Linked DNA regions of Mus musculus: regions 2 and 3 are each linked to region 1. Evidence: chromatin loops called from intact Hi-C (ENCODE). Cell type or tissue: left cerebral cortex. All regions are shown on one strand. Links, peaks and the distances in the headings refer to the core of each region. The heading gives the core; the rest is flanking DNA.

Region 1 (10,572 bases), core at 1,736-9,735:
TAAAAGCATTTCAAAATTTGCTTCCAAACAAAATTCTGAACAGGAAGCTTTATTTCTAATAGCCCCAAACTAGACACCAAAGAAATCGTCCAAAAATCACTGTGTATGTGTGTGTGTATATATATATATGTGTATATATATATATATATATATATATATATATACTCTTGCTGAGAATATCCAGTAGTGGAAACGTGAGAGCCGTTACCATATACACCACATGGACAATCTCGGAGACACCAGACACTATGCCCCTCCTTAGAAGTGGGAACAAAACACCCTTGGAAGGAGTTACAGAGACAAAGTTTGGAGCTGAGATGAAAGGATGGACCATGTAGAGACTGCCATATCCAGGGATCCACCCCATAATCAGCATCCAAACACTGACACCATTGCATACACTAGCAAGATTTTATCGAAAGGACCCAGATGTAGCTGTCTCTTGTGAGACTATGCCGGGGCCTAGCAAACACAGAAGTGGATGCTCACATGCTAATGGATGGAACACAGGGCTCCCAATGGAGGAGCTAGAGAAAGTACCCAAGGAGCTAAAGGGATCTGCAACCCTATAGGTGGATCAACATTATGAACTAACCAGTACCCTGGAGCTCTTGACTCTAGCTGCATATGTATCAAAAGATGGCCTAGTCGGCCATCACTGGAAAGAGAGGCCCATTGGACACGCAAACTTTATATGCCCCAGTACAGGGGAACGCCAGGGCCAAAAAGGGGGAGTGGGCGGGTAGGGGAGTGGGGGTGGGTGGGTATGGGGGACTTTTGGTATAGCATTGGAAATGTAAATGAGCTAAATACCTAATAAAAAATGGAAAAAAAAAAAGACTAATGAGCTAGCTTCAAAAGACCCCGAATATACAATATTCTCAAATAACAAAATTATAGAGATAGACTGGTGGTTGTTATTGGGTAGAAACAGAAGAGAGGGTAGGGAGACAGTGCCTAAGGATATGAAGGGAAGTCCATGAGAGATGTTTCTGGAGAGTTTTGTGCCTTGTTTACAATGGTGGTTTCACAAATCTACATATGATAAAATGGCACAGAAACACACACACACACACACACACACACACACACACACACGTCAGTTTTTTCCTGGTGTTGGTATTATACAATAGTTATATAAGATATAACCACTGAAGAAAACTGGAAAAGGAAAAGGGCTTCTCTATGTTATTTTCTGTGAATCTATAATTACTACAAAGTAAATTGAAAGTTCCCAAAAGGGGCTGGTGAGATGGCTCAGTGGGTAAGAGCACCCGACTGCTCTTCCGAAGGTCCGGAGTTCAAATCCCAGCAACCACATGGTGGCTCACAACCATCTGTAACAAGATCTGACTCCACTCTTCTGGAGTGTCTGAAGACAGCTACAGTGTACTTACATATAATAAATAAATAAATCTTTAAAAAAAAAAAAAAAAAAAAGAAAGTTCCCAAAAATCTTAGAATAAGCAAAAGGACAAAATTCCTTTGTAAACAACAATCTACTTTATTAGAGGTGTTTACAGGACCAAGCACAATAATTAATAAATAAATAGATAGACAAATAAAGCAAGCTAGTTTGAACTGCCTCCCATGGGCCAAGCACTATTTTAAATGACTTCCATACACTGCCCCAACAATCCATATAACAACCATATGAATGAAAATACCTCAACCTCATTTTACAAACAGGAAAACTGGGGTTAAAAGGAGATTAATTTTTTATCTTGATCACACAATAAGTACTAGAACCAAAATTTACTTCCAGAGCCATGCCTCCTGAACCTGAAGATAATAAAAATAAACAAACTGTGATTTCTTTTTTTTACAAGTATTGGTCCAACTATTCAAAAAGCTTAAACTAAACAATATTAACACAGTTTATTGTATACAGAAGCTTCAGTGTGGGTCAGATATCCAGACCACTCCCGGACAGGTTTCCTCAAATATACCTGACCAGAGGGCGCAATTTCCCCCAGAATTTATACAGTTTGGGTATACAATCCAATCCTCTCTAAACCAGAAGTGAAAAGTGTTCAAATAGCCTGGTTTTACCCATTTCTCTTCTTCGTGTACTGGCAAAAAGCTGTACAGTCCAATGTAGTAGCCATGAGCTGTATGGAACATGTTGTATGTTACAGTAAGATAAAATTTCAGTTTCTCAGTCACACAGTCACATTACAAATCTTTAAGTGTCACATATGGCTACCATATTCGACAACATAGATATAGAATATTTGCATCATCTGAGAAAATTCTATTCATCAGCATTACAGAATTGGTTTTGATTTTAAAAGAACACGGGGCCTGTACAGTCTTCCGGGGCGCACACTGTGAATTACTACACGTGTCAGCACCACCCTCCCCCATAAAGGGGAACTGAGAGATCTCAGATCATTTCTAGTCAGCTTACTGACTGCCTCTGGAATGAGAATTGTCAAGGCAAAGGAGTGGAGAAAAGGAAGCAAGGGAAAGAAAGCCAAGCAGACTGCCAATAGTGATAAAGCTTTAACTAGCATTTAGGAGTCTCAGCTTTATGCCAAGGACACTAGTATTCTCTCCTACAGCACAAATTTAAAGAAAATGATTATTGAAATGTCCCTGTGGCTGTGTATGGACACACACCAGGGAGTATGAGGAAAAAGGGTAAAAATATAAGCTACTCCAATATGCAATTATTTTGAAAACTGGCATACCAGTCAGTTTGCCACAGTTATACTCCTAAAGATGGTATCTGGATACCACCAAAGAAAAATATAGATGCAGTTCTGTCCAGTGGAAAAGTGAAAACCTATTATTTCACCTAAACATACACACACACACACACACACACACACACACAAACTGGTTAGCATTGTGAGTAAATATATGGGAAAAATCCAAGACACTCGAAATTTTAGAATCAAAGACTAACATGTTAATAACTGGAATTACCCAGTATTCGAACACATTAGTGTGTTAGTATTTACTGATTATGACTATTATAAGTTATAAATATATACAAAGTATAAATATGGCATAACCAAAACCCTGCTTCATTTCTTCCATAAAGAATATAAATACATGCTACAAGTATCTGGCAATAGAAGACACCAATTTTGGCCAACCTAATTCATCTCAAAAGCACTCTTAGTCCTACTTTTTCTATGTGAAAAACCTTTAAAGACTGCTGGAATTGCAGAGATTCTCAAACAGTGCTCTGGCAAAATGAAATGAAACTAGAATCTACATCTGCATCTGCATCCTACTGCACGCTTCCTTCCCTTCAGAGATACGGTTGGTATACTTCCTAGACTCAGAGGGTGATAAAACCTTCCTCGAACCAATCCTAAACCATACTAACAATTAAAAGGGCTAATATTTTTTTTTAAAAAACTATTTTTACTACGTCTAGCTGAAAAATAAACACCGTAAATGATTTTTTTAACCTCGCCGAAGCTAAGGCAACCAGTAGTTGTGTAACCTCTTTAAGAATTCAAACTCAGAGCCCAGAGTCAAACCTGTAAATATGCTGGTGCCAGGAATGAGAAAAACTAAAGATTTCCAAGCAAGAGAACAAGAAGGGACTTTCAGTGACAAGCCTTTACTTCAGAAAGGGAGGTTTTAGTACCCCACCTACTAATCCGATGCCAAGCACTGCGCGGCGCGGAAACCCTGCCGAATTTGAAAATAAATGTTGCAAAGGCTCCGGGGGAACTGCAAACAGGGATGGAAACTGACAGCTCGGCCTCAGAGAGAAGCCTCAAGTAGGTCAAACTGTGGCAACCGCCTGCAATCCCGAGTCCACTCCAGTGGGCTCAGGGGAGTAGAGCGGCGTCTTTCAGTCCTAAAGGGGCGGGATATGGGCACTGAGACCTACAGCCCGAGCCCCAGCGGTTCGCCTGCTCTCACCTCTCTTGGGGGCCTTGATCAGAGGCACCCCTCCGCTCCTTTCGCCGTTTTCCTGCTTGTCCTTGTGCTTGAGATCGCCCGGAACGCAGGCGCCGGGGTCACCATCGGAGCCGCGGTGGTGATGGTGCTTGTGCCGCTCCTTGTGGCCCTTATGCTTGGGCCCGGCCGCGCTCACCGTCAGAGGCGAGAAGGTGAAGAGGGCCGAGGTGCCCGGGGCCGGGAGCGGGGCAGCGACAGTGGGCCCGGCGGGTGCCAGCGACGGTGGCGGCGGAGGCGGCAGGAGCAGAGGTTCAACAGGGCCCGGGACGGTTGGGGCGGCATTCGTTGGAGGCAGCGGCCCGGGATGTTGGCGGCTACGACGCCGCCGATGAGGGGGAGCGAGAGGGGGGTCCTGGCTCGGCCGCCCCCGCTTCTCCTGAGAACCCCCGCTGCTCGCCCGGCGCTGCCGCTTCACTCCCCGCGGCGAAACCCCAACATGGGGTTTCTCCTTCCCTTCTTTGTCCGGCTCCTCCTGCGCCGCCACCGCCCGTACTACGCGAACCGCTCCGACCTGCGCAGCCATTTCACCCACAAACACACATTTAAATGGCCCGACCGCCCCCCCGTCCGCGGTTCGCGCAAGCGCTGCCCGCGCATGGCCCGCTGGGCATTGGAGTCTCTCCCCCACCCTCCACTGATCGGTCGTTCTCGTAGACCTGAACATGCCGGAAACGGCAGTTCCGACACCTCTCCGCAGACCTCGCCAACCGAGCTTCTATTGTAAAGCACCCTGGACGCGCAAGGCCTTGCGGGAGTTGTAGTTCCACCGCCCTTCGCGTTCTTCCCCCTCCCCCTCCGCCCCCACTTTGCTCTCTGAGTGGAGGAGCGGAGGGGAGCGTGCGCCTAGGCACGCTTCGGGGTGCCACGCAACTGCCGCCCTCCGGCGAGTTGCCGCCAACCGCCCTAACCGCCCAAACAATGTTAATAGCTTTCAGAGTCTCGCCGTGTGTTCAGGCGCTCCACTTCCAGTGTTCCTCCTTCATCTTGCCCGGAGGTGGTCTCCATAGTGACTTTTCAATTTCGTATTTCTCCCCATAGCCTTTGTGAGGTAAAAGAATCTCCAGTTTACCCTTGACAAACCAGGAGGAAAAGAATTTCGGAATATGTAAAACGACGGTTTCGCTGTAGAACATTGTAAAGCTGCTATTCAGAAAAGAAAAAAAAAATTTTTTTGAAGCATTTCCTATAGCACTGCTGTGGCGACCGCTGCAGGCTCAAGGCAGGTGCAAATGTTGCCTTAGGCGTTCCCTGAGCGCAGCTCCGCCTTGCCAGAGTCACTTTTCCCTCCAATTCTTGGAAAGGTAGAATCCAGCATTTTTGTTGAACATACAGCTATAGTTAACAACAAAAAAAAATGTCTCGATAGAAATTTTTAATTTTTTTTCAACCCATACATATAAATTTGCAAATGTGAAAAGCGCTGTCAACCTGACACTGTTCGCCAGGAGATGGTGTTTACTCAGAAATCCGTTTTGAGTTTCATTACTTTAGCTTTTTACCTAGAATTGCATTTAAGTCCTTGAGAAAGCTATTTGGAAATAACCGACTACAATGATGTACTAGGCATATAAAAGACACTGTGGTTTAACACCACTAGTTCCCAGAGAAGTAACTTAGGCTGAGTGAACTTCTGTAATAAAAGTTATCGTTTAAAATAGAGAAGTTCTTGAACACCTACTGGGTATACATTGTACTACAATAAACAAGTAACAATACAGGTCAATTTGCCCTAGCATTTGGGTTTCCCAACAAAAAGTATTAAAGCGCAAATAATACTGTTGCTAGGCTGTATTTTCATAAGTAAAAATATTAAACTGATAGGGAAAGTAAAGCCAACCCTTTACAATAATAAAGAGCCATTAAATTATTTACTGTATAAAACTAGATTTGAAATATAATTTACTTAGAAGAATCCATAGTCATATAGAAATACATTTTCAAATCACCAGTACCTTTAAATGGTTGTGAACATAAATTCGTTTTATGTGGACACGTTTATCTATAGGGCCTTTTCTATGAAGAACACACTATCAAAAAAGAAAGTTAAAGTGCTAACAAAAAGTAACCGCTGTTGATTTTTTTTTCTTGAATTGGTAAGTGAATAACTGGGTAAACATACATACAGTTGGACACCTCATAGCAATACAGAAGTGATCACTGCCGTTATTTGTACATCATCTTTCCTTCTTTTACGCAACAATTGGGGAAATTGAGGAGATACACTCCGTTTAGACATTTAGTCATTTTCACAAGCAGTACTGCAAGCACAAAGGAAGGAGTGCTTTGTTTTCTAACTAAAACCTTTAGTCAGTCGTGATGGAGCACGCTTGCAATAGCAGCGGTCTGCAGCTTGGAGAAGGATCAATAGTTTGAGGCCAGCCTAGGGCTGCATAGCAAAATCTATTTTTTAAAGTTATTTTTAATATTAAGGCAGTGTATAAATTTAGTTGAAGGGTCGGAGAGACAACTCAGATGGTGAATTAAGTGCGTTTAACTACTTTTGCAGAGGACCCTGGTTTAGAACCCACGTAGCAAGTCACAACCTGTTATTCCAATTCAAGGGATTTGGTTCTCTCTTCTGGCCTCGATGGGCACTACACACAGGTGCTGTACATACATGCAGGCAAAAACACTTGTATACATAAAAATATTTTAAAGAGAACGTTATGATCAAATTCTTACAATTCTATTGAAATTAATGTTTATGCTGGACTTGTGTGCTTGTTACCACAGCCCTCCAAAGGCTATGGAGGAGGAGACATCATCTCAAAATAAAAATTTATATTTAAAGAAAATTCATATATAGAAAGAAAGTAAAATATAATAACTTTCAAACGTGAAAAGTAAATACACTTTGAAGCATAAACTGAAGTACAAACTTTATTGGCAGTTCCCAGTGAAATATAAGGAATATGAAAATACAAGTTTGCTGGAAGTTTGTCACATATTGCTTTCCTTTTCAAGACTATTGACAAAATATATCCTCATTACTGATATTATTATTATAGCAGTATTCAAGTAGCTTTATCTGCAGGTACAATTTTAACAAATATTCTTATAAATCCAGAGGTGCGTTACATATTCCAAGCTGATGGCGGGTTCCTTGGTCCTTTGGGTTTTGAAAAACGATTTCCGAAACCTGAGGACAAAAATAAAACTGAATGAAGATGGGTATTTTTATACACAGAAATTAATACTTGAATTTTAGAGTATAACATTAAAATTTTAAGCACCCTTTTTGATCAATTTAGTAATAGATTGTGGAGGCATTTTAGTAATTAAAGTTTAAATGAAAATTGAATATTTTTGTTGTACTGGGGATCAAACTATGGGCCTTGCATAGGCTAGGCAAGTGTTCTGCCACTGGAGCACACCTCCAACCCAAATACTACTAATATTTAAACTTAGCGCATTTACAGATTAACTAATAGTACTAACTATATGAAGAACCCTGGTTATAGTAGCCTGTAATAATTAAATATATAATACCATTTATCTGTTTTATTCACCCACTGATCACAAAACAAATTTCACTTTTATAAAATTAAGTGTGGCATTATTAAATCTAGTTCTGTATCTATGCAGCCACAGAAACTCCTGAGTTTACTAAAACATTAAGTTTCAAAACTTATAAAATATAAGATAATCCTGAGAAGAAGAGGTTCTAAGTGAGTTATAATTACTTTTCTTCCTGAAATGCACCTTCCTTGCCTCCACAATGAAGAACATGAAAATCTTTCATATAAAATAAAAGCTATTACTGGGTGCTTTCAAAAAGAATTTCGTGATGAGGACATTTATTCTTTGTCACTAGCGATGTAGGTCTTGACTGTGGTAGATTCTCAAAGCATCTTAGCAACTTTGGTGCCTTAAATTTAAAACCGAAGGGTTTGAAAGAGGGAGAACAGAAGATGAAAAACTCAAAGATCTTTCTGGTACTTGAATTTCATCACCTTCCCTAGTAACTACTGATGTTTACAAGTCTAAAACCAAAACTACAGTAGGCCAGGAATGGTACCAACTACTTCTAATCCAAGCACACAGGAAGTTAAGCCAGGAGGACCACAAGTTCAAGGCCAGCCTGGCAAGTTCTGCAAGATTCTCATGCATAGATACACATATACTCATACATACAAACACACAGACACAGAAACACACAGACACACAAACACACACACCTATATGCCAGAGCTGGAATAAACCCCTCATATTTATTAACTAGTAATTTTAAATGTTGGTGGAGGTGTACAGAGCCTAGCTCATGTAAACCTTACTCTTTTGATGATAAAGAGAAGGAAAATATTCAGATGAGGTAGTTACACATCACCATCATCTCCTCAATACAGGCGCCTTTACTATAGCCCATGCACTGCGCAGAGGGGTGAGGACTTGCTGTGTCCTCAGTGAGAACTACAGCTTCAAATACCTATATCTGATCTGAGTCACTAGCTAATTCGTAATACTTTAAAACAGCTGTACACTACAGGTTTCCGAATATAGGTCAATTCAGCAAAAAGAAACCTGAACCATATGCTTTTTTTCCCCTCAACTTAGGGGGTGGGGGCATTTATGACATAGCCCTGAACTTATGATCCTCCTGTCTCACCCTTGCATGTGGTAGGATTACAGGTGTGCTCCATCTGAGGCAACTTCAATATTTTTAAGTAACATATTCTTATAATTTTTATTGCCACTGCTAAAGGAAGCAATGAAAACTAAGTGCTTTCAAGTATAGCAACTTTGACATCTAGGCATGTTTGAGAAGAAGCAACATGGATACAGCTAAGATTTCATTCCAGGGTATACACAATGTAAAGTCAGATGATCCATATGTCACTCAAGTGATGTAGAGAAAAGAAGGAAGCAGAAAACGTCTGTTGCCAAGGCAAAATTACGTGTTTTTTCATAGTTTATACAATGTTCCATCTGAATGTTTTAAACTAATTTCATACAAATTTTAACTTTTCTCTGGTTTTGTGAGACAGGGTTTCTCAGTGTAGCGCTGGCTGTCCTGGAACTCACTCTATAGTCTAGCCTGGCCCCAAACTTAGAGATCCACCTGCCTCTGCCTCCCAAGTGCTGGGACTAAAGGCGTGCGCCACCAACATCCAACCAAATCTTACTATTTCAATTGTAACCATTGAAACATGGAGTGGATGAAATGTAAAGGAAGTTTTATAGCTAAAGAAATAGAGCATTTATAGTAAACATTTTCTCAAAATGAGACAAGGACTATAATAACAGAGACTGATCTCTCAGTTTCTGCTTCTTCCTCTGAAATAAAATTATGTTTGGGCAATTGTATGTCTGCCTAGCAGTATTAAATTTTCTAACCGTTCCTACAATTTTAATTTTTAAATTTTATTTAAATAAAAATGAAATTTTGTTTAAAACATATAAAAATAATTTTTTTCTATGTGTTTTGATGTTTGGCTTCATGTATGTCTGTGCACCATGTGCTTGCAGTCCCTGCAGAGGTCAGAAGTGGGCATTAGCTTCTCTGGAACTGGAGTCACAAGTGCTGTGAGCCACTACAGAGGGCTTAGAATGGAGCTTGGGTCCTCTGGAAGAATATCCAGTGCTCTTAATCACTCAGCCATCTCTCCAGCTCCAGATTATATACATTTTTAACTCTGATCTAAAATGATACACATACCAAAATTCAGAAAGGAGCTGGAATTTTTTGGCTGAACACGTTCTGTAGGCTTGCTTGGTGAGGAAGAATTACAAACACCTGTAATCAGAGGAAAAATACATAGGGTAAAGACTGACAAGAGGTTTAGATTATAATTTATTTCCTTGCATGATCATTGAAATTAAACATTTCCTCCAGAACAATACTCCAAAATAAATATATCAGTATCATATTGAAAGTGTTTAAATTGTTGAAATTATATTTGTATATTATAACTATGATATGGAGAGGGGGGGAAAGACCTCAGTCTGCAGGCATAAACTCACTATGGATCCCATGACAGCCTTGAACTTGTGGCACTCTTCCTACTTTGGCATCCCAACTACTGGTATTACAGACCTGAACAACCATACCAAACGAGTTATTTTCTTTGCAAACAGAATATATAGCAATACCCAAAACCAAGGAAATGGTGTGTCACAAAACCACTAAGTTAGGACTCACATTTGGCCTTGGAATTTATCTTTGTCCTCTGATGAGTCATAATGTGCTTATGATGTTTCACATTAATTCATCTATGGCAAGCTGAGGTTTTTCTTATATTTCCCTCGACTCCTAAATCTCCTGTACTTTCCAGCCAGTTTTCCTCATAGATGATTCTAAGTTAGGGCCATAGTCTCTCAAAGGCATTGTTATATTTCTTGGTTCGCTATTGTATTTACTATGTGTAGGCATATAAAAATACATACATATAAAAATACATATGTTCCTAACACCTTAATATATACATATATCAATTCTTGCCCAGTTCTACAAGGAATTTTGTTAAACTGGGTCTACAATTGACATGTGCATGGTCTTACAGGAATAAAGATTTCTCAAGTTCATGTAAACTTTCTCAAAAATAGCTTATAAGTAAAGAGAAATTACTGCCTACTTTTTTTGTTCTTAACATTTAAAAACATAATGTGAGAACATATATGTGTTTACATATATGTAATATTAGGCTT
Region 2 (10,572 bases), core at 1,443-9,442, 120 kb after region 1:
TCCTACATCTGGATAAATCATACTATCTACTCTGCCTTTGCTGGAGTAGCTGGATGGTTTTTGGAGGAATAACTCATCAAGCTATTTTTATTTTAAAACAAGGTCTTGGAAAATGGCTCAGTCAGTGACATGAAACCTGAGTTTAGAACTCCAGTGCCCAAGCGAGATAGAATGTGGTAGCGTGTGCCTGTAATCCCATTATTAGGAAGGCGGAGGCAGGCAGATCCCCAAGGTGTGCTGGCTATCTAGTCTAGTTTCAGGTTCAGTGGAAAACCTGTCTCAAAAATAAGATGGCAAGAAATTGAGGAAAACACCTGATATTAAACTCTGGCCTCCACAAATGTGTGTATACAGGAAAACACAACAAATTTTGCCATGTAGTCCAGACTGGCTCTGAACTTGCTGTCTTTTTGCCTCAGACAACCGAGTGCTTAGGTTACAGGTGGTTACCACCTCAAAAAATTCCTTCCTTTCTCCCTTCCTTCCTCCTTCCCTTTCCTTCCCTTCCCTTCCCTTCCCTTCCCTTCCCTTCCCTTCCCTTCCCTTCCCTTCCCTTCCCTTCCCTTTCCTTTCCTTCCTTCTTTTCTCATTTTCTTTCTTTCTTTCTTTCTTTCTTTCTTTCTTTCTTTCTTTCTTTCTTTCTTTCTTTCTTCCTCTCCTTTCCATCTCTCACTTTCTTCCCTTCTTTAGTCCTTTCTTAATTTTTAAAAATTGTTATCATATTTATATGTGTGGGTATTTTGCCTTAACATATGTCTGTGCCTCAACATATGTGCCTGGTGCTCTCAGAGGCCAGAAAATACCTTTGGATCTCCCAGAACTGCAGTCTCATGTGGTTGTGAGCCACCTTGTGAATTCTGGAAATCAAACCCAGTCCTCTGCTGAGCCATCTCTCCAGCCCTCTGCACCTGCCGTTATACAGGATCTCACCATGCAGTTTAGACTTGACTCAAATTCATGATCCCCCTTCCTTAGCCCCCGAGTGCTGGGATCACAGGCTTGTGCTATCAAGGCCAGTTAATGACATAATCTCACACATTAAAATGACCTTCCACACTGCTGGCAAATCCCATTATGTTTCTCTAATGAGGTCCATTTATCATTCTTTCAATTTGTTTGTTTATTGTTTTTAGTCCAGGCAAGGTGGTGTATGCCTTTAATCCCTGTATTCAGGAAGCAGAGACATGAAGATCTCTGAATTCTAAGCCAGTCACATCTATTGAAATCTTCTTTCAAAAAAGTAAATAAATACATAAAACAGAATAAATAAAAATATCTATGTGTGTTTTTTGCAGCATGTATTTATACGTATCACATATGTACTCAGTGCCACATGGGAAGCAGTAGAGGGCATTAGAGCCCCTGAAACTGGAGGTACAGATGACTGTGAGTTCCCATGTGGTTCTGGGAACTGACTGTGTCCTCTTGCAAAAGCAGCAAGTGCTCTTAACCATGGAGCCATCTCTCTACCCCAGAATTCATTAAATTGCTGCTGAGTTGATTTCATTTTATTTTATATTGGTCTCTCTGTATAACCAGTTAGCCTCAAACATGTTATGTAAATCAGGCTTGCCTCCAGCTCAACAGAGATCACCCACCTCTGCACCCTGAGTGCCAGTGTTAAAGGTGTGTGCCAGCCATCGGGCAAGAATTTTGTCCTTTCTCTTTCATTCCCCTTCCCACCCAAACAGCTAGCAAATTCTGTGAACTCTAGAGACAATCTTAAATCTCCCTGCTCTTACCATTTCACCTCTACCACCCTTGTCCAAGAAACCTTTGTGTCTTCTCTGAGCCACTGCGGGCATCTCCTAAGCACTCACCCCGCTTCCTCCCTTGCTCCTGTCTGCTCCCCAAACACACAGTCTCGCACAACTTATTTCAAACCACACTAGTTCTCTGCTGAAATCCTCTAAAGGCATTTGCTCAGAATAGAAGTCAAAGTTCTTTTTTGTGCTCTTTTGAAACTGGATCTCACTTTGTAGATCTAGCTGGCTTGGAACTTTCTATGTAGACCAGGCTTGGCTCAAATCCACAGAGATTATCTTGTCTCTGCTTCTTGGGAAGTGACTTTAAAAAAAAATTTAGTTTTTGAGACTAAGTCTCAAGTAGCTCAGGCTGGCCTTGAAATCCAGATCTTCCTGTCTCTCCCTCCCAAGTGCTGGGATTACAGGCCTGTGCTACCAGGACTGACTAAAAGTAACTTTGTACCTGCAGCACTGACCACAGCCCCAGTCCTTCTCCAGCTGCTCGCTCTTGTCTGAGAGAGGAAGTACTTGTTCTGCCCCTTTCTCCACTCACTGACCTTCCCACTACCATGTCCTGCTCCTCTGATCAAGCCTCTGCTTTTCAAAACTCTTGAGTCTACCTGCCTTACCAATCCTGCATCCAGTTAGTTCCTTTAGTGTATAGGCTGTGCTGTTTCCTCCTTAATTTCCAGCAATGTCCCGCACATAGGAGATACTCTATAGATTTGTTGAATGGAAAACAGACTATGCAGCACTAAACTTTGAAGCTTTGTTGACTGAAACATGCTTAGATATTTTCTTCTCTGATGGTCTTCTCTGACTCCATTATTCAAGTCATGTATATTTGTGTGGCATTTTTCCTCACTGGATTGAAAACTCTGGGGGGGGGGGAGAAGACTACATCCTACTCATCTTTCATCTGAACTGGTATCTAGGGAGTGTCTGGCATAAAGCAGTTTGTTGGACGAATGAGTGAATGACATTAGAGAGGAAAAAAATACTACACTTTTAAACATTCCCTGAAGACTGAGACAGATTGAAAAAAAAAAAAAACAAGTCAAGAACAACGAAAACAGAGACTAATTATATGAAGAGCTGGTACAAATAAACAGGTAGGTGACAGGGCTGAGTGAGAATGCAGGAGTCAATCAGGAAAGGCTCTGACATGTAACATCTGAGATGTTTTCAAACACAAAAGAGACATAACTTGAGAGTAAATGAAAAGCCAGTCATAGAGTTCTGGTGAGGTAGGGCAAAATGAGCAATTCATAACTAAAGCTTGTTTGTTAAGCAGATCTGTTTAACACCAGGCCTTTTTCTTGGCTATCTAAGCAGGCATGTTCATTCATTCTGTGTCTTGGTATTTCCAGGGCCAGCCCAACATGAGGACTTTATGTTCTCTAAACACTCAAGAAAGGAAGTTTCTGTGAAAATATGCAAGGGAATCTGTCCTGTGGGATTGAACATTTTGCTAACCCTGGCTCTCCAGGGAAATGAACTTCCTCCCCATTCCCAATGTTAAGAGGAGAAACTCAAACGACTTTCCTTAAAAGGTATGATAGGATAGCCTAGAAAACATTTTGTTAGGTGAAGATCCAAAGAAATCATGGATGTATGAGTGAGGACTGAAAAATATAACTGATAGAAAGGCCTCTCCTAGACCTGCTCTCTGCTCACAGGACACAGGTAAAAATCTATGGTGGTGGATAGTCAGTTAGGGGTTCAGACTGTTCTTGTAAGAAAGAACACATTTTCCATCTCCTCCTCTTTCTTTTTTTTTTTTTTTTTTTTTTTTGGTTTTCAGAGACAGGGTTTCTCTGTGTAGCCCTGGCTGTCCTGGAACTCACTCTGTAGACCAGGCTGGCCTCGAACTCAGAAATCCCGCCTGTCTCTGCCTCCCAAGTGCTGGGATTAAAGGCGTGCGCCACCACTGCCCGGCACTCCTCTTTCTTTTAGGTAGGGCCTCTCTATGTAGATCAAGTTGACAAACTCACAAGAGATCCATCTGCCTCTCCTTCCAGAATCTTGGGTTTAAAGGCATGAATCCTGGGTTTAAAGGCACGTACCATCCTACCTTACTCTTATAAATACTCGACTCCAAGAAATGTTTCTCATTTTAAGAACCAACATTTTACAGCGCGGAAGGCATATCAAGTCCCACAGAATCTCTTGAGGCTGAGTTGGCAACTGTCTACTAAGATAACCTAGTTTTCAGGGTCATTTTTCTTAAACATTATGCCAGGTCCACTTTCCGGAATCCACCGCCTTTCTACCCTTCGTGGAGGTAAGACAATTTTTGTTTACTGCATGCATGGAGGAGCTGAGTTCGGATATTTTATTTCCTAACAGATTCTACGGTGGGAGCGCTTCAGCACAGGGAGGCATCTAAATCCCTTATGCTGCCCTGAAATCGACATGGCAGCAAACAATTTAAGTAAAAACTGAGAATTCTAAACCCTCAGAGTCATCCCCAGGTAGTCAATGTCTCCCTGCGCTGCCCAATCGCTGGGATGTGATTGGGATGTTGGGGGAAAATCACACTGGTTTGGGGTGATGTCACACTAGCTGAGATGACATCTAACTGTAAGAAACCCGACCGCCACCAAACGCCGGTTAAACGACCTCGGAGACTGCTGTGCGGAGAGGACTGGGAAACCGGTCCCCACACACTGTCCACGCTGGCTCCCCACGGAGGCCCACCCACACCCGCGGCCCGGGGCAAGATGCAGTGATCTCAGCCCTCCCGCTCCTCCGCACTTCCGCCTCAGTAGGTGTCATGGCGCTAGGTGGCTGAATGGTTCCGGCGAGGCGGGGCCGGCGGGATGGAGGCGGTCGCTCGGGGCTCCACTTGTCGGGTCTGGTGACAACGGCGGCTGCGGAGCGAAGGGCCGGGCCGTGGCCCCGGACCGCAGGGGAGGCCGAGGCGGGAGCGCTCGGCGCTGAGGCGGCGGCGGCGGGAAGGGGCCGGGTGGCAGGGCAGGCGGGAGGCTGGCGAGGCTCCGGCCGCAGGACGGGCGCGGGGACGGCTCCGGGGGGCGGGGGCCGGGGCCGGGGCCGGCTCGTGCGGGGGGTATGATGACCCGGCTGCGGGGCCCCGGATCGCCTCTCCTCCGCCGCCTCCTCGCGGCGGCCCCGACTCGAGGCTGAGAACTACACACACCGGCGGTGAGTCAGGCTCGGCGAGGGGCTGGGGTCGTGGACTTTGGGAGTCGGCGCCCCGAGGTGGGACGGAGCGAGCCGCAGACTCCCTTGGGTAGCCGGCTTGCTTGGGGTGCCTCTCTCGCCAGGCCCCGCGCGGCCCTAGGCGCCTGGTCGCGAGCGGCCAGGCGCGACTGCGTGCCGGAGAAAATGGGCAGCTCCCCCTGCCTCCTGCCTTTCCCTCCAGATCGTGTTGTCCTCAGGTGACAGGGGTCCGTCTGGCATCTCCCCACCGTACAGATCTCCACCCCAACCGCGGACTGCGGTGGCAGGTTCTTGTGCTTGTGCGTGTGCATGTCACCCCACTCCCTGTAGCTGTAGTTTGGGCGTATTGGTGCCTTTGGGGACCGGGAAACCGCATCTAGAGTAAATCGTGGTGGTCGGGCTGGTATGGAAGCTTTTCTGTTCTCTTGGTTCATGTTCTGTAGTCTTTGAGTATGTAATTTGTGATGGTGGTAACGCTGTGTGGGGACCAGCCCACCTATATGTTTATCTCTGCAAGGCAAAGCTAGAGGTCTAAACTTTTGCAGTCCGTCGTCGCCTTTAAAGCCAAGAACAACAAAATCCAAAACATTAAAAGATGGAAACAACCAAAAGCCTTTGGGTAGGACCCACACTATAAACAGCTCTGTAGGGCAGCGTCCCCCTTTTGTGCTTGGCAACCGAGACCTAAAAACTTGGTCTCTAGGAGCGTTGGTCTAACCTCCAGTTTGTTGTGGTGACGAACCGTGAGCAATGGCCTGTGTGTTTATGCTGGGCGCGTTTTCTTTCCTGTTTGGGAATGGGTACTGGAACGGGAAGCCGGAGAGGGGGTGGGGGCAAGCTCCAGTAAGTGAATCTTTTCTCTACATAACCAGTGACTCAGTTGTGGATACTCATAAGATGCGCATTCTTGTCTCTTTGGTGACACTTTGAGAATTCTCAGTAGTGTAGTGCAGCCACAAACAAGAGTTTCAAATGTAGACTCCGTTGCCCCAGTCCGCTCTTTATCTTGTTTCCTAGTAACTGATGAAAACAGCAGCATGGCTTCCTGCTGTAGACGGAGTGGGGTTAAATTAAGTGGCGGATGGCCTCAGCAAAACCTACAATTTTGCTCTTGTTTGTGTAAAGCTATTTTTGATTCATGGTCTGTAAGATTTTGTTTTTTTTGTTTTTTTTTGTTTTTTTTTTGGTTAAGATGATAGAGAATGCAAACCATTGCCAATTTTTTTTGGGGGTGGGGGTTGCTCAGTTAAAAGCCTAAAGCTTCCTGTAAAACATTTAAAAACCTAACGACTCATTTTACCTCATCACTGTTATTCAACTGGTTATTTTAAGACTTTGCATGCAATTTTCTCAGGACTCAGTGTTGCAATGTGATGGAGTCTTTTAGATACTCTCCTTGGCAGCACACACCTTTAATGCCAGCACTCCAGAGGCAGAGGCAGGAGCATCTCTGTGAGTTCAAGGCCAGCCTGGGTCTACAGAGTGAGTTCCAGAACAGCCAGGGCTACACAGAGAAACCCTGTCTCAAAAAACCAAACCAACCAACCGAACAAACGAAAAAAGATACTCTTCTTGGTTTGAAGAATATTTCGGTAAAGTTTTTGAGATTGAAGCTAGAGGCTGCCAAACCGGTAAAGCAGCTGACAAAAATGTTGGCGCTGGTTGGCAGGTCGTTTTTTTGATAGCGTCCTGAACAGTTGATCTCTGGACATTGTAGTTTACAGATTTTAGAGCAAGTTGATCAGTAATGAGATTTAAAATCAAACCAGATCTTCCTCCTGAAAGGAAAAAAAATCAGAGTTGACATTTCTCTGGAAAACAGAATTCATTCCTTTTTTGTTTTTGTTTTTATAAGCACAGAACTAGCAATGCTTTGTTGGTAGCGATCAGTGAGCCAGACCTGCCTGTGAACTTACACTCGGAACTTGTGCAGCGTGTTAGCTTTGTATTTTAATTGGTTCTTTTGTAATTTGAATAACTTTGTAAGCCTGAGCAGCCTGATCTGTCAACTGTTCTTTCTTTTGGACTGTGTGACAACAATCTGTGTTTGTTACAGACCTTTCCCCTACTGCTTCTTAGCCAGTTTCTCTCCTTACAATTCATGCCATTTTGGACACAAGTTATTAAAATCATTTCCTTGAGCTAACACTTACTCTGATTTTCTTTTTGTTTGCTGTAAAGAGCACAGGCTAGTGCTCCGTTGACCAGGCTTGATCCCACTCCTGAGCTGAAGGGGTGGTCCTGCCCCAGCCTACTGAAAAGTCATGGTACCTGGGATGGGTCTCTTTTGGTTTTGATTTTGTCTTTTATCGTTTTTTAGTTGTAGAAATTCAGTTAGTATATGTAGCATAATGTATTTCTCAGTAGTGTATATTTGTTACATTTTGTGTATGCGTGCCTGTGACCGTGCGCACGCATTCAGGAAAAAACAAATTTTGGGAATTGGTTTTCTCTAATGTGGATCCAGGGGATAAACTCATTTTTAAAGGCTTAGCAGCAAGTGCCTTTACCCAATGAGCCATTTTGCTGGCCCTCTAGTGCCTTTTATACTTTGATTTTATTATATTTTATTTTTTCCTTTTTTGGGTGCCATATCCAGCAGCTGTCTAAGGGTATTGAATCCCCTGTGGCTTCTTTTTTTTTTTTTTTAAAGATTTATTTATTATTATATGTAAGTACACTGTAGCTGTCTTCAGACGCACCAGAAGAGGGAGTCAGATCTTGTTACAGATGGTTGTGAGCCACCATATGGTTGCTGGGATTTGAACTCTGGACCTTCGGAAGAGCAGTCGGGTGCTCTTACCCACTGAGCCATCTCTCCAGCCCCCCCTGTGGCTTCTTTAAAGGCACCTGGTACCGTATTTTCTTTGTTACTTTATGAAAGGAACCAGCATTTTGCTCATTAGCTCTGGGTAAAACTTATTTGGCCTTTTTTAGTTTCTAGAATTAGGGATTTAAGAAAGATTTTTTAAAAAGTAGCTGTAAAAGTCAAGTACTGTCTTTTTTTTTCCTGCTTTTTCTCCAGTCAAATACACTTCCTTCCTTTACACAGGTACTCGTTTTCCATATCCCTTGTAGCCTGGCAAAGGTATTTTATTGTTTCCAAAAGAGCCTCGGTGTACTTCCCGTCTGCCAAACCATTGTTACCTTCTTTAAGCCAGGCTTCCTTTGGATCTTTGCTGGCTGATCTGATGGGGCCCTCACTTGCTATTATTTGTGTTTTATGGTGATCTCTACTTGTTAGTCTAACTCTGTTCTTATGTTGGAAACTCTTAGTGCTGTCATTTTATTTCAAACTTTATAGCCTTGTTGACTGTATCTTGTCTACATAGTAAGATAATACCTTTCCCCAATACTCTTCTTTTATCGCTATCGATTTGTTATGCAGAACCAGCAGGTATTGAGACTCGGGAAAGCACGTTACCCAGAAGGAAAGATCCTTTAGCCAGTTTACCAAAACAGCAGAGCAGTTTTTAAATGACTGAGGTTACACAGCTGTAGGTGCTCTCCTGGCAGCTAATATCACCTTTCCACACCCTGTTTTGCAATACTAGTTGGGAAACTTGCTTGTAATCCGCAGGCCCGAATGCAGGAAGGAAGGAAATACTACTGCAAAGGGGTGGCTAACTTGTTATGCAAATGCTGTCCTTCGGGGTTTAAGCTTAGTTTTTTGCCTCTGTGTTACTATGCTTACAGCAGTAATATTTTATCACAGACAAAAGACTAGTTTGTCACATGTGTTTCTCTAATTCAGTTGGGATCATTGCTGAGATTCCCTTACATTTATGTCAGGAGCAGTAGTGTGATCTTCATAGTCAGTCATGTTAGGAAGTGATTGACACATACTGTAAGGCAGCCATTATGATGGATGATAGTGATGCAGAAAGGAAGAAGAGAAAAATAACGATAGTGGCTCACTACCCTGCTACTGAGGACCACCCTTACAGAATTTAAACTTCAGAAAAGAAGTTGGCTTTTATTTTTAAAATTATTTTTAAAAAATATTTATTTTATGCATGTAATTACATTGTAACTGTCTTCAGACACCAGAAGAGGGCATCTGATCACTTTACAAGATGGTTGTGAGCCACCATGTGGTTGCTGGGAATTGAACTCAGGACCTCTGGAACAATAATCAGTGTTCCTAACCACTGAGCCACCTCTCCAGTCCGTCGTAAACGATTTTATACATGCGTGCGCACACCCGGCAAGGGACAGCTCTCTTCCTCTGTGGTTCTGGAGATTAATCTACTCAGCTATCTCACTGCACCCGAAGTCACCCTTAAAATTTTCTTAGTTTTATTTATGTGTATCAGTGTTGTGCTTGCATGTGAATATGTACCATGTGTATACCTGGTGCCTAAGGAGATCAGAAAAGAGTGTCAGATTCCCCATAACTGGAATTGCATATGGCTGTGAGCCATCATGTGAGACCTGGGTACCGAACCCTGGGTCATCTGCAAGAGCAACAAGTGAGCCAACCATGGAGCTGACTCTTAACTTCCACCTCTGTCCTCAGAGGTCAACTTTTAAATAAGTCTAAATGGTGATGCTGGAAAAAGTTAGAGGAACTACCCCTGCTTGCCTCTTTGGGTTCTGCATCTGCCTTTCCCATTCTTCTGCTACACAGAAGATACAGGCTATACACAGAATATCACTATCTGTGTACCAACTGTTCTTGGCTATCATTTAGATCGCTGTTTAAATGCCAACACCATAAAAAGATTTCCTTGACCACCATCTCGTGTTTTTTTCGTAGCTTATCACTGGTTGCATATCTATCTATCTATCTGTCTGTCTATCCATCTGTCTATGCATGAGTGTTGGGATGTACAAACTATCCCTCCTCCTCCTCCTCCTCCTCTTCCTCCTCCTCCTCCTCCTCCTCCTCCTCCTCCTCCTCCTCTTCTTCTTCTTCTTCTTCTTCTACTTCTTCTTCTTCTTCTTCCTCTCTCTCTCTCTCTCTCTCTCTCTCTCTCTCTCTCTCTGACAGCATTTCTCTGTGTAGCCCTGTAGCCCTGGCTGTCCTGGAACTCACTCTGTCTTCTCTCCCTCCCTCCCTCCCTCCCTCCCTCCCTCCCTCCCTCCCTCTCAAGACAGGGTTTCTCTGTCTAGCCCTGGCTGTCCTGGAACTCACTTTGTAGACCAGGCTGGTCACTGTGTCTCTTGTGTCTAGAACAGTTCCTAGCAGCCAGGCAGCCAGGTCTTCGGTGTATGCTTGTTAAGGGACTAAGTTAAATAAGTGTAACTATAAAGGAGGTCTGTGCTATGGGAGCCTTTCAGGAGCCTGACCTACTATAAAATAGCCCTAGGGAAGACTTCTGAGTATTTTTATCTGACTAAATAATCTAGTAGAGGAAAAATTGTTTCTGTTTTATGTAACAGCCTAATTGTAAATGTTCTATGTCAAAGTGGTGTCCAAGCTTATTAATCTGCTCTCTGCTGCAGGGCCACTCACAGACCCGGGCTTCTTCCAGCTTGTTACTCTACTAGTACTTGGGTGTCATCTCAGGGTAGAAGCTTGGATCTCTGAAAGCCTTATTTTATGCATTGTTCTCAACTGGTGAGGAAGACTGGTCAACATAGTCTAGCCATGTGCCTAATAAAGGAGAAAGTAGATTTTTAGACAACTCAGCAAGCCTAA
Region 3 (10,572 bases), core at 1,634-9,633, 100 kb after region 1:
TATGTGTTTGAGTATTTTACCCATATTTAAATGTACTATGTGCATACCTGGTACCCTAGGAGACCATAAGAAGGGCACTGGATTCCCTGAAACTGGAGTCACAGGCAACCGAGTCACCACATGGATGGTGAGAACTGGGGTCCTCCTCTGAAGAGCAGCAAGTACTCTTAACCTCTGAGCTAGCTCCCTAAGACTCCAGATTCTCTAAATTTTACGATAAATAACTGGCTTAGCGTGATGGACATAATAGGTGCTGCAGAACAAATCTCCACAGCATGTTCCTACTGTCTTTACATATCAGGACATAGTAAGTCAGATGAAAAGAATTCTCTCAGTGAAATATAAGGCAATTGATAACTGTGGTAAACTTGAAGTTACTTCTGGGCCAGTAAGATGGTTCGGTAAAATTTCTTGCTGTATAAGTTTAACAATTTGAGTTCTATTTCTGGAACCCACTTAAAAGTGGAAGGAGAGAACCAATTCCTCTAAGTTGTCTACTGAGCTTCACACTTATGCCGGGGCACATGTATACCCAAATCCACATCACCACCACTCCACCATACACAGTAATAAAGGAAGGCTTAGTTTAATGCATCAACAAAATCCTACCATGATTCATATCTCATTAAAAAAAAAAAGAGCATCCGAACCTATTTAAGAGATGGTGGGCAATGGGCTTATTAATGACAACACCTCCTTCCTGCTTTAAAATTTCCTCTAGAGACCTCAGACAGTTCACAACCACAATTGGATCCTGGTCACGCAGAAGACTGTACAACTCATTGACGAGAGCACCATCTAAAACAGAGATCAAAGATTACAGATAAAGAAAACCTTGAGTCATAGTGACAGAACCAGAGTAACAGCTCTGGCCAGACAAAGCTACCACTCTGCTAAAAGAAACAACAAAGGCAGTGCAGATTAACATCATTTGGGATATAAGAGGGATGTACAGATCAAGAAATAAACTTCATTTGAAGACTGAAAATAGGAGCCAAATATAAAACAAATGGGCACGCATCTTATTTAGAAAAATGCAAAGTAGTGTAGACACATTATTATTATTTTCTACCAAGCAACATAGTTTTTTTCCAAAGTTATATACATAATAGAGACACAAATAAATATTGGGCATAGTGGATGGTCTTACCCACTTCAGAGTCTCCGTGAAGATTATGCATTTTGGCACAGCCGAGGACTGCTACTCTTCTGACATATGAAGCTTTATCACGCAGACCGTTAACAACAGGCTGCTGGATATATTCCTGCACACCAGGCATCCTAAGAGACACATCCTGGAGTCAGTCAGATCTTGAAATAATAGTTTTGACAAAATTAAGTTCTTCTTCAATCATCAGAGGTTTAGTTTAAATACTATTTAATAGTTCATGCTTGAATGTATATCTACTAGATCAAAAGAAATTGGAGAAAGCCTCTATCAAACTTAATAAGGCATAATCTGACTTTTCATCTGTAATGATGCTGCACACCCAGCACAAGTTACAGTAATGACTCATTAAACATTTTTAACCAAAACTCAGAACTATTTCACCAAGATAAAGGAAAATCACCTTTAAGAAAACCATGAGATACAGTTTCGAAAGTCGAAGTTAATGGCTGAAAATCTGAGTTCAAAGTAGAACAGTCCTTATTTAGTATTCAGGAACTTAAGCTGTCCTCACTACAAATCTGCTCTACAGTCTCTTATAGTCACCAACCACTGAGAACCAGGGTATCGAAGCACTCACCTGAGGCTACACATACTCCGTAGTGCCAGTCCTCGAACCATTGGGTTGGGGTCTGAGCAGTCTTTGCAGAGCGTATTGATGGCCAAGAGTGCTAGATCTGGTTTTAAAGGTGCGTATGTGCCCATATACAGATAAACCAACTTTTTCTGAACAATATCTACAGTGGCACTGGCCTTTACCATTTCCATGAAAACATCAGACATGTCCAAGCCCTGAGTCATGTGCCTGTCACAAATACACAGAGCAGAAAGAAGTAAAACACACAATTCCCAATCTGTAGGAAGAGTTGTATTTACATGTGCTCTGGCTAGCTAGCCAAACTATGAGCTTTTAGAGAAATACAATTGGGTCTACTTTGTCTATTAATGTTACACAAAACTTCCTATTAAGAGTCTGCAACTGTTGCTCTCTATTCTCACACTGTTGAATCCTTAGTACATACCAATGGCGTGATCTGGCAATGGTACACTCCACTTTAACATTCCAGAGATCATATGGGGACATCATCTATAAGAAGGTACACACTAGAGAGAGCTCAAAGGTTAAAAAGTATTTTGTTGTTCTTGCAAAAGAGATGGGTTCAATTCCCAGCACCCACATGACAGTTCATAACCACTGGTAACTATAGCTCCAGGAGATCTAATGCCTTCTTCTGACATACACAGACACCAGGTACAAGCCATACTTGTGGTACACTTACACATGCAGGCAAAATGCTCATAAACATTTAAAAAAGCAGGGCTTGGTGACCCACACCCTTAACCCAAGCACTTAGGAAACATAGGCAGGTGAAAGCCATGTTCAAAGTTCAAAGCCAGCCTGGCCTACATAGTAAGTTCCCAGGATAGCTAGGGCTGTCTCAAAACAAAATAAAATGAATCATTATCTGTGTCACGTTTTCCAAATGAGCTGGTCACAGAGCTAAAGCATTCTGTGAAGAAGCATTTTCTGACTTCCATAGTGGCTTCAGATGTTTAGGAACTCAAGATCAACTAAGAAGTCAGCTAAGAACATCACTGATTTGAAAAAAATCCAGTGTAACTACTTGAAGTAATACACAAAATACAGACCAAGAAGATCCACATCCACATGCCACTATGGAAGTCAGAAAATGCTTCGTCACAGAACGCTTTAGCTCTGTGACCAGCTCACTGGGAAAACGTGACACAGATAATGATTCATGCTAGGAGGCACGAGCAAGAACTAAACATTCTTTTTGTTCCTTGGGTGGCATGATAAAAAATTTAGATTTCAGCCAGGCGGTGGTGGCACACACCTTTAATCCCAGCACTTGGGAGGCAGATGCAGGCGGATTTCTGAGTTCAAGGCCAGCCTGGTCTACAGAGTGAGTTCCAGGACAACCAGGACTACACAGAGAAACCCTGTCTCAAAAAACAAAAACAAAACAACACAAACAAAAAGTTTAGATTTCATTCCACTGATTACTGTTTCCAATGTTGTGGAACCAAACTACTACAATCAACTGAGACTGTTTATTTACAATACAGTTCCTGGATTCTATCCCATCCTAATGAAATCAGAATTGATCCCTAGATCACGATTTTTTAAAAAAGGACCCCATGGGACTTTTGTGTCCTACCTACAGTTTTGAGCTACAACTATAGATTAGTTACACGTTCAAACATATATAATAGAAAAAATCCTAACCAAAGTGAGGAGACAAGGCTACTTATTAATAAACTACCACAACAGGCTTTGGTAATTACAGCCTGAGCCAACAACAGTACAACTTTAAGAACAAGAATTGATATTTTGAATTTTTCATACCACCTGACAGTAGACAATGTTTTCAAGGTTGACTAGCAAGCTTGGTAGGGTGCCTGGTGACATTCATAACACAAATACAAGCAGAATAGTAGGTTTAAAGAGGAGAAGAATGATAGTATTATTTTGGTCATATCTTTGATGAACTATCCAAGTCGAAATGTAAAGCAAGCAGAAAGATATACAGGTCTGAATCTAGAAAAAAGGGAGAACTGTTCTACGTTAAGTCATTGAACCAGGAGTCAGCCGCAATTGCTAAAGCCTGTGGTATGAAGGAGACCTCTCAACTGGGCATGGTGTTCCACACGGAAGACTGAGATGACAACCCAGAAATGCAGCCTCAAGGCCAAAAGATAAAACTGCCCTTCTTTAACTTTTTCAGAGTGATCGCAGAGCTCTGAAGAGGATTAAAAGTGGGGCCGGGGGGGGGGGGGGGGAGTTAGAATTCTATGGTAGGTTGGTGATACCTAATAACTCGCTGGATGACATTCCGGTAGCGCAGCCTATCAGCCTGAATATGAGGGTTACACAGAGCCTTCTTCAGTTCCTTCACCACGTCCTCAGAGCCAAGGTATGGCATCGTCGCCAACACTCACGGGACAGTTTCCACAGACCCGTAGGGAACTCGTGGGCTCCTCCTAATTTCGATGTGGGAGCCTGAATAAAGGAGATGTAGTCAGTGAAAACACTAACGGCGAGATGTCACTTTGCTGTGCCTGCCCCCCAGGGCGGAACACATTCTTGGGTCCTCGGGCGAGCCCCGACCCTTCAGGAGCCGCCCGGAGACCCACAGGCCGTTGGCTCTGCCCAGCAGATCTCAACTCTCTCTAGGCCCAGTTACGAATTCTACACTAGCAAAAGGCCAAAGACCTAGCACAGCCTCCTCCCTGGGAATCTAGTCCCAGTGGCCGAGGACACCCCAGACAGCTTCCTGCGGAAATCCCGCCCCGTCGCCCTGAGACACAAGGAGCAGCTTTCCGGGTCGCGCCGAGCGCCGAGCGCAGGTCCGGGGGGGGGGGGGGGGGGGCACCGACCTCCGGACGCCCTTCCCCCACCCATTCTCCCCCTCGGCGCAGGCGCGCAGCTCACTGTGTGAGCGCCGCGGCCGGCGATCGGAAATCAACTACTAGGGTCTGTCTCCCCGCCGCCGCGCGAGCTTTGACAATGTGGGGACTGGGCCCGAGCTCCAGCGCGCGGTTGTGAGTGATGCTCTCCCGACTTCTTCCGCGTTGGGCGCTTTCATCCTGATCGTCCCGAGCGCGGCCACCTTCTTTTTTCTCACTCTGTCTACTAATTCCGTTTCTGGGATGGTTTTCCTTTAGGGCTTCTGGACTTGTTCCAGAGTCCACTTGTCATTGGGACGCTGTCGTGGAAACCTCACTCAGGAGTGCGGTTCCCGCGAAGACCCCACTGGGTGACACCTCAACTCTGCCACCATGAACGGGGTCGTAATCCCCCAAACGCCCATTGCTGTGGACTTTTGGAGCCTGCGCCGTGCCGGTTCGGCGCGGCTCTTCTTCTTAACCCACATGCACTGTGACCACACGGTGGGTTTGTCTAGCACTTGGGCCCGGCCCCTCTACTGCTCTCCCATCACTGCTTGCCTCTTGCATCGTCGCCTGCAGGTATTGGGGCTGGGATTTGATCGCTGAGACCTAGTCCAGGAATCTGGGTGGGGACTTCTGATCTGTCACAGTTTGGGGGATTACCGAGTGGGAGACATAAGGACTGAATTTTTACAAATGTGGGAATTGATCCCGGAATGAGACTGGCTTCTAGTTAACTACCTGGAGGTTTTTAGTCAAGGAAATGATTCCTATCTTTTCAAAAACCAGTGCTTTCCTAATTTGCATTTAAGAATCTACCAGACTGTTCAGTGATAGAACACTTGTTTAGTGTGTGCAAGAACCCTAAGTTAGATCCCCAACACTCATTGCCCGCCCCCAATAATTCATCTAATGTGCTAGATAAAAACACATATTGTCTAACATCTCCTCATCTTGTCTGTGTCAGTAGAAGTGGCTGGTGTGAGACTGGAACTTTTTTTGACAGTTGTTTCCCACCCATGGCTGGGATTATCATGATAGGAGAAAGTGTGAGAATCTTTATTTAGACTGTTTTCAGATTCTGAGTTTAAATCTGTACAAAGGGTGGGAGACAGAAGAGGAAGGAGAGATTTCTTGGGAATCCTTATAACAGCTTACATGAGAGTGGTTCAGAACTCGGTCAGCTTTCCTTGATGAAAGAGAAGTCTATGGTTACTCGGGTGACCAACTGTTTTCCTCAGGTGTCTAAGCACTGGATCCGGGCCCTGGAGGTTGGCGAGAGTCATGTATTACCTCTAGATGAAATTGGGCAAGAAACCATGACTGTAACGCTCATAGATGCCAATCACTGCCCTGGTTCTGTCATGTTTCTCTTTGAAGGATACTTTGGAACAATTCTATACACAGGTGAGCCTCCCAAGGCATTCCTCACACTTTATAGCTACCTTTACCCAGAAAGATAGCTTTATCCCATACAGGCACAGGGACCCTTTCCAACTGATTTCCTACTTGACCATCCATCCTTTACTTTGTTAAATAAAATCACAAGAGCAAGAAAACAAGAAAGGCATGTTGGTGCTCGCCTTTGATCCCAGCACTTGGAAGGCAGAGGCTGGCTGATCTCTATGAGTTCAAGGCCAGCCTGGTCTACTTAGTGAGTTCTAGGACACCCAGCCTATGTAGACAAACCCTGTCTCATAAGAAAAACATCAATCAAACAGAAAATCTCCAAGAGTGGGAAAGAGACATTTTCACAAAGAAACTAGACTGTACAGTTCAGTGCCAGGACAGTTTTTGCATAAACTCGTAACCAATCTCCATCTGCTACTGAAGGTAGAAGAGGCTTGTCTTCTAGCCTTTGTTTTTTGCCCACTTCTTATACCCCACATATTATTCTTCCAGGTGATTTTCGATATACACCATCCATGCTGAAGGAACCTGCTCTGATACTGGGGAAACAGATTCATACTTTGTATCTAGACAACACTAATTGCAATCCAGCCCTGGTTCTTCCTTCCCGACAAGAGGCTACTCAGCAGATTGTCCAGCTAATCCGACAGTTCCCACAACACAACATAAAAATTGGTGAGCGGTTTCCCTTTTTCTTCCATTCATGCTTAGTGAATCAAAATTCTTTGAAGGTCCTCATTGTTTTCCAAATCTTTGTGCCTTGCTCACCTTTCTTGTAAAACTACTATGGTTATCTTATTTAAAATTGAACCTCCCAGCTGACTTGGTGGCTCACACCTTCTATCCCAGCACTCAGGAGGCAGAAGTAGCCTGGTCTACATAGTGAGTTCCAAAGCAGCCACAGCTCTGTAGAAAGACTCTTATCTCCAAAGGGGAAAAAATGTGAACTTGCCCACCATCCTCACTCTTAAATTCTCATCTCTTCTCCCCAGCTTTGTCGTTAATTAAATCCATCACCTCCCAGTGTATTCTGTACATTTTAAATATGCCTCTGCTGCTATATCCCGCAACACACAAATGTAAACTCCTAAACAAACTCCAAAAGAAACCCTCAAGGATTGGGCAGTGGTGGCACACGCCTTTAATCCCAGCACTAGGGAGGCAGAGGAAGGCGGATTTCTGAGTTTGAGGCCAGCCTGTTCTATAGAGTGAGTTCCAGGACAGCCAAGGCTACACAGAAACCCTGTCTTGAAAAGCAAAATAAAACAAAACAAACAATAAAAAGAAATTTTTAAGAGGACTGGAGGGATGGCTCAGTGGCTAAGAGCACAGGCTTCTCTTCAATAGGACCCGGGTTCAATTCCCAGCACCCACATGGTGGCTCACAACCATCTGTAACTCCAGTTCCAGGGGATCTGAGGGCCCCTGGATACATGTGGTACACATATGCACTCAGGACCACACACATACATATAAAATAAATAAACATTTTTAAGAAGAAGTAGGAGGACGCTTTGTCAGAGAAGTAGCAGCCAGTGCGACAGATACACAGAATGCAGGGAGGCTGAAAAGGCAGAGGAGTTGGAGTGGAACTGAGCAATCTTAAACTTGACTGCAATCTCAATAAAGAGCTGCTGAGTGGTTTTAACTGGAAGAGGAACAGTATTCCACTTAATTGTCTCCTAATATAGATTTCACAGTTTCCATATTTATTCCTTTTAATTTTTACTGTTTTTCTGCTAGAATGTAGGTTCTACTATAATGAGGCTCTATATTTCTTAGGGTGCTATCTCAGGCGCCTATACAATGCCTGGAAAAGAGGGAGTCAATAAATATTTGCTAAGTGAATTTATGATTGCTGTGCTTTAAATAGGTGCATTAGAAGACCAGCTGTTTGCTTGTTCAAGTGACTCCACAGCAGTATACAATATTTTGGGGACTCTTTTGAAGTTGCTTTTTAAGAGATAGTTTATGAAAATCAGCTTTTCTTATTAAAAAAAAAACAGATTTTGTTCTAAATAATTTCTTTGCTTGTTCCTAAAATTAAAGGTCCTTAAAAGAGGAAAATGACTATCTTAAAGTATATGTCCTAACTCTGAAAGGAGTTTCAAATTTGACCTTAAATAAAAATAATGAAAAAACTATACACCTACCAGGGTAACTACCAAACTGATTGAGAAATATTCCCTACCCTCAGGATTACTCAACTCTTCATGAAGAAATACTATGGCTGACTATTCTTGAAGTTTAACATGCAGAATTTTCTCAAGAACAGCACAGCTGGTTAGGAGACGGCCTGTAGTAGGGCTTGATTAATTTTGCAAATATATAATTAGCCCTGTAATGTAGCACTTACCTAGTAGGCAATGGGGATATAAATCTAAATAAAATATGGTGTCTGACTTTGAGGGCTTCTTGTCGTTTTAAGGTAGGACCCAGAGAAGGAAAAAGATGTACAGAAAGCAGAAAAACAACTACATTTTGCCTCAAAAGTGAAATTTCAATCATAGTCAAAGGGAGTGGATATAAAACAAAACATTTTTGTAAGGAGTTAGCAATTTAGTTGTGAAACAGTGAAGTCTGAAAACAACTATTAAGTAGCAACTCCCATGTCTGTCACCACAGCCATTGCTTAAAGTTCAGGCCTGCATTTTTTTCTTTGTGAGTATCTTTTGATGGAACTTCCGCTTCCCACTTCTCATCCAGGCATTTGACGGTCCTACTGTATTATTTTTTATAAAGACATAGTATTCTGATTATTAAAATCTTATCACTTTTCTACCTCACACTCTCCATCCACCCCCATTTCATCTACAGAATTTTCAGAAGACCTTGGCTGGCCTTCCTAGTGATTTATCTCCCTAATCACCTTGACTTTGCTTTTTAGGTGGTCCCTCTTAAGATGCTTTCCACTCTACCCTGTCTCTGCTGTTAACCCTAGCCATCCTGTAAGATAGCGCTCAGCTTCCTTTCAGCCAAAACCATCTTCCATTAATTTGCAAAAATGACAAGCATGAAGGGAAAGAGGAAACATACCTGACGTATAATCTCTAAGCCTTTTGGAAAGCATGGAGTTTTTCCTTCAGCACGTCTGTGTGAATGTTCAGGCAGGGAGATATTATTGAATCAAGTGACTGCATACTGTTCAAAAAGGAGTGGCCTGTAAGCGTTACAGTGGCAGAACTGAAGAGTCTCTAGTGTCACACAGCATGCTGTTGGCATTGTTGTAAGCAGCAAGGTACAGATAGGATTCCTGCTAGGAGAACTGATACACATTGAGCATGTGAAGCTCTGTGTGTCGTGAGAACACACAGAACACGTGAAGGAAAGGGATCAGCAAAAGAAAAGCTGAAGAGGAAGGGAGCTGAGGTCAGTAAACTGCCTGCCTGTGCTGTCCAGAGAGCCACACTTTGTGGGAACTGATGGAGAGGAGCCTGAGCTGGTCTATGACTTCATGGCTTAATAGATAAGATATAGAGAAATAGATAGCCTCTAGATTGTATGGTGAGTTTCTTTAATTAGATGGAAGTGTGTTGTTCTTTTCTCCCCAAAGAAATACTTAAACTTTTCCCCACCCATCCCCCAAAGTGGACCTGGCCCAGCTGTCACCTGTCGTTTTACAGAAACTTTTCCTAATTTCATCACCTGGCAGCTGCTGCTCTTCTGTGCCTTTTATGACACTTGTACCTGTGTGTGAAAAACCACCCTTCACTACATTGTTTCTGAGTCTGCAGTTGGATGGTACCTTGGAGAGATGAAACCTTCTTCATCTGTTTCCACAGCGCTTGATGCTTGGTAGATGCCGTCTCTTGTTGAACTGAAAAGAAAAAAAAAAAAAGGATTTTGTGTGCACCATACAGGCATCTGCTGTATATCTTAAATGCACCTTGATAAACTTCTTGGATTGCTACATAGATATTATGTATTTTTGCTAAACATTGGTTGATCAAGAGTCTTAATAGCTTCATTCTCTTCTTTCTCTTATTTCCTCCAACCCCTTGGACATAATTTAGGACTCTATAGTCTAGGAAAAGAATCACTGCTGGAGCAACTAGCCCTTGAGTTTCGGACCTGGGTGGTATTAAGTCCTCAACGCCTGGAGTTGGTACAGTTGCTGGGCCTGGCAGACGTGTTCACAGTTGAGGAAGAAGCCGGGCGCATCCATGCTGTGGACCATACGGAGATCTGCCACTCTGCCATGCTTCAGTGGAACCAGAGTCACCCTACCATTGCTATTTTCCCCACAAGCCGGAAAGTGCGCAGCCCTCACCCCAGCATCTACACCGTCCCGTACTCTGACCATTCATCTTACTCCGAGCTCCGTGCTTTTGTGGCAGCGCTGAGGCCTTGTCAGGTGGTGCCCATCGTCCATCAAAAGCCTTGTGGAGAGTTCTTTCAGGACAGCTTGAGTCCTAGGCTCGCTATGCCTCTGATTCCACACTCTGTGCAGCAGTACATGAGTTCCTCCTCTAGGAAAACAAATGTGCTTTGGCAGTTAGAAAGGAGGCTCAAGAGGCCAAGAACTCAGGGTGTTGTGTTTGAATCCCCTGAGGAGAAAGCTAATCAGGTTAAAGTTGACAGAG

What was found. A loop is a pair of places that touch in the nucleus more often than their neighbours do. Peaks named below come from ENCODE experiments on the same cell type or tissue, not always from the same donor. Only the 100,000 strongest peaks of a DNase experiment are listed, where the experiment ranks them.
Region 2: it touches region 1 in a loop (4-fold over the local background); 3 of 42 quality-filtered maps call a loop at or near these places.
Region 3: a loop joins it to region 1, with 2.4 times the contacts of the local background. A loop is called at or near these places in 3 of 42 quality-filtered maps.

What each region holds. Positions count from the first base shown.
Region 1 is chr3:103,908,470-103,919,041 of GRCm38, reverse strand. It overlaps Ptpn22 (protein tyrosine phosphatase, non-receptor type 22 (lymphoid)), which reads right to left. Exons shown (of 21, transcript NM_008979.2): 20 at 9,584-9,661; 21 at 6,790-7,066. The coding sequence ends at 7,002. It overlaps Rsbn1 (rosbin, round spermatid basic protein 1), which reads right to left and starts at 4,922. Exons shown (of 8, transcript NM_001356556.1): 1 at 3,889-4,922. The coding sequence starts at 4,591. In left cerebral cortex, for the core only: CTCF peaks have their summits at 4,778 and 5,626; DNase peaks (open chromatin) are centred at 3,244, 3,723, 3,953, 4,617 and 1 more place; H3K4me3 peaks cover 3,664 bases; H3K27ac peaks cover 1,978 bases.
Region 2 is chr3:103,785,333-103,795,904 of GRCm38, reverse strand. Hipk1 (homeodomain interacting protein kinase 1) reads left to right here and starts at 4,630. Exons shown (of 16, transcript NM_010432.2): 1 at 4,630-4,910. In left cerebral cortex, for the core only: CTCF peaks have their summits at 4,503 and 4,836; DNase peaks (open chromatin) are centred at 4,531, 5,049, 5,308 and 5,735; H3K4me3 peaks cover 2,382 bases; H3K27ac peaks cover 2,072 bases.
Region 3 is chr3:103,803,486-103,814,057 of GRCm38, reverse strand. It overlaps Dclre1b (DNA cross-link repair 1B), which reads left to right and starts at 4,671. Exons shown (of 4, transcript NM_133865.2): 1 at 4,671-5,158; 2 at 5,821-5,986; 3 at 6,482-6,664; 4 at 10,003-10,572. The coding sequence starts at 4,970. Ap4b1 (adaptor-related protein complex AP-4, beta 1) reads right to left here and starts at 4,541. Exons shown (of 10, transcript NM_026193.2): 1 at 4,001-4,541; 2 at 1,749-1,973; 3 at 1,151-1,281; 4 at 651-798. The coding sequence starts at 4,113. It overlaps Gm15471 (predicted gene 15471), which reads right to left. Exons shown (of 5, transcript NR_040412.1): 2 at 10,302-10,458; 3 at 9,735-9,806; 4 at 9,026-9,130; 5 at 5,618-5,844. In left cerebral cortex, for the core only: no CTCF peak of the experiment used is centred there; DNase peaks (open chromatin) are centred at 4,567 and 5,493; H3K4me3 peaks cover 2,210 bases; H3K27ac peaks cover 1,535 bases.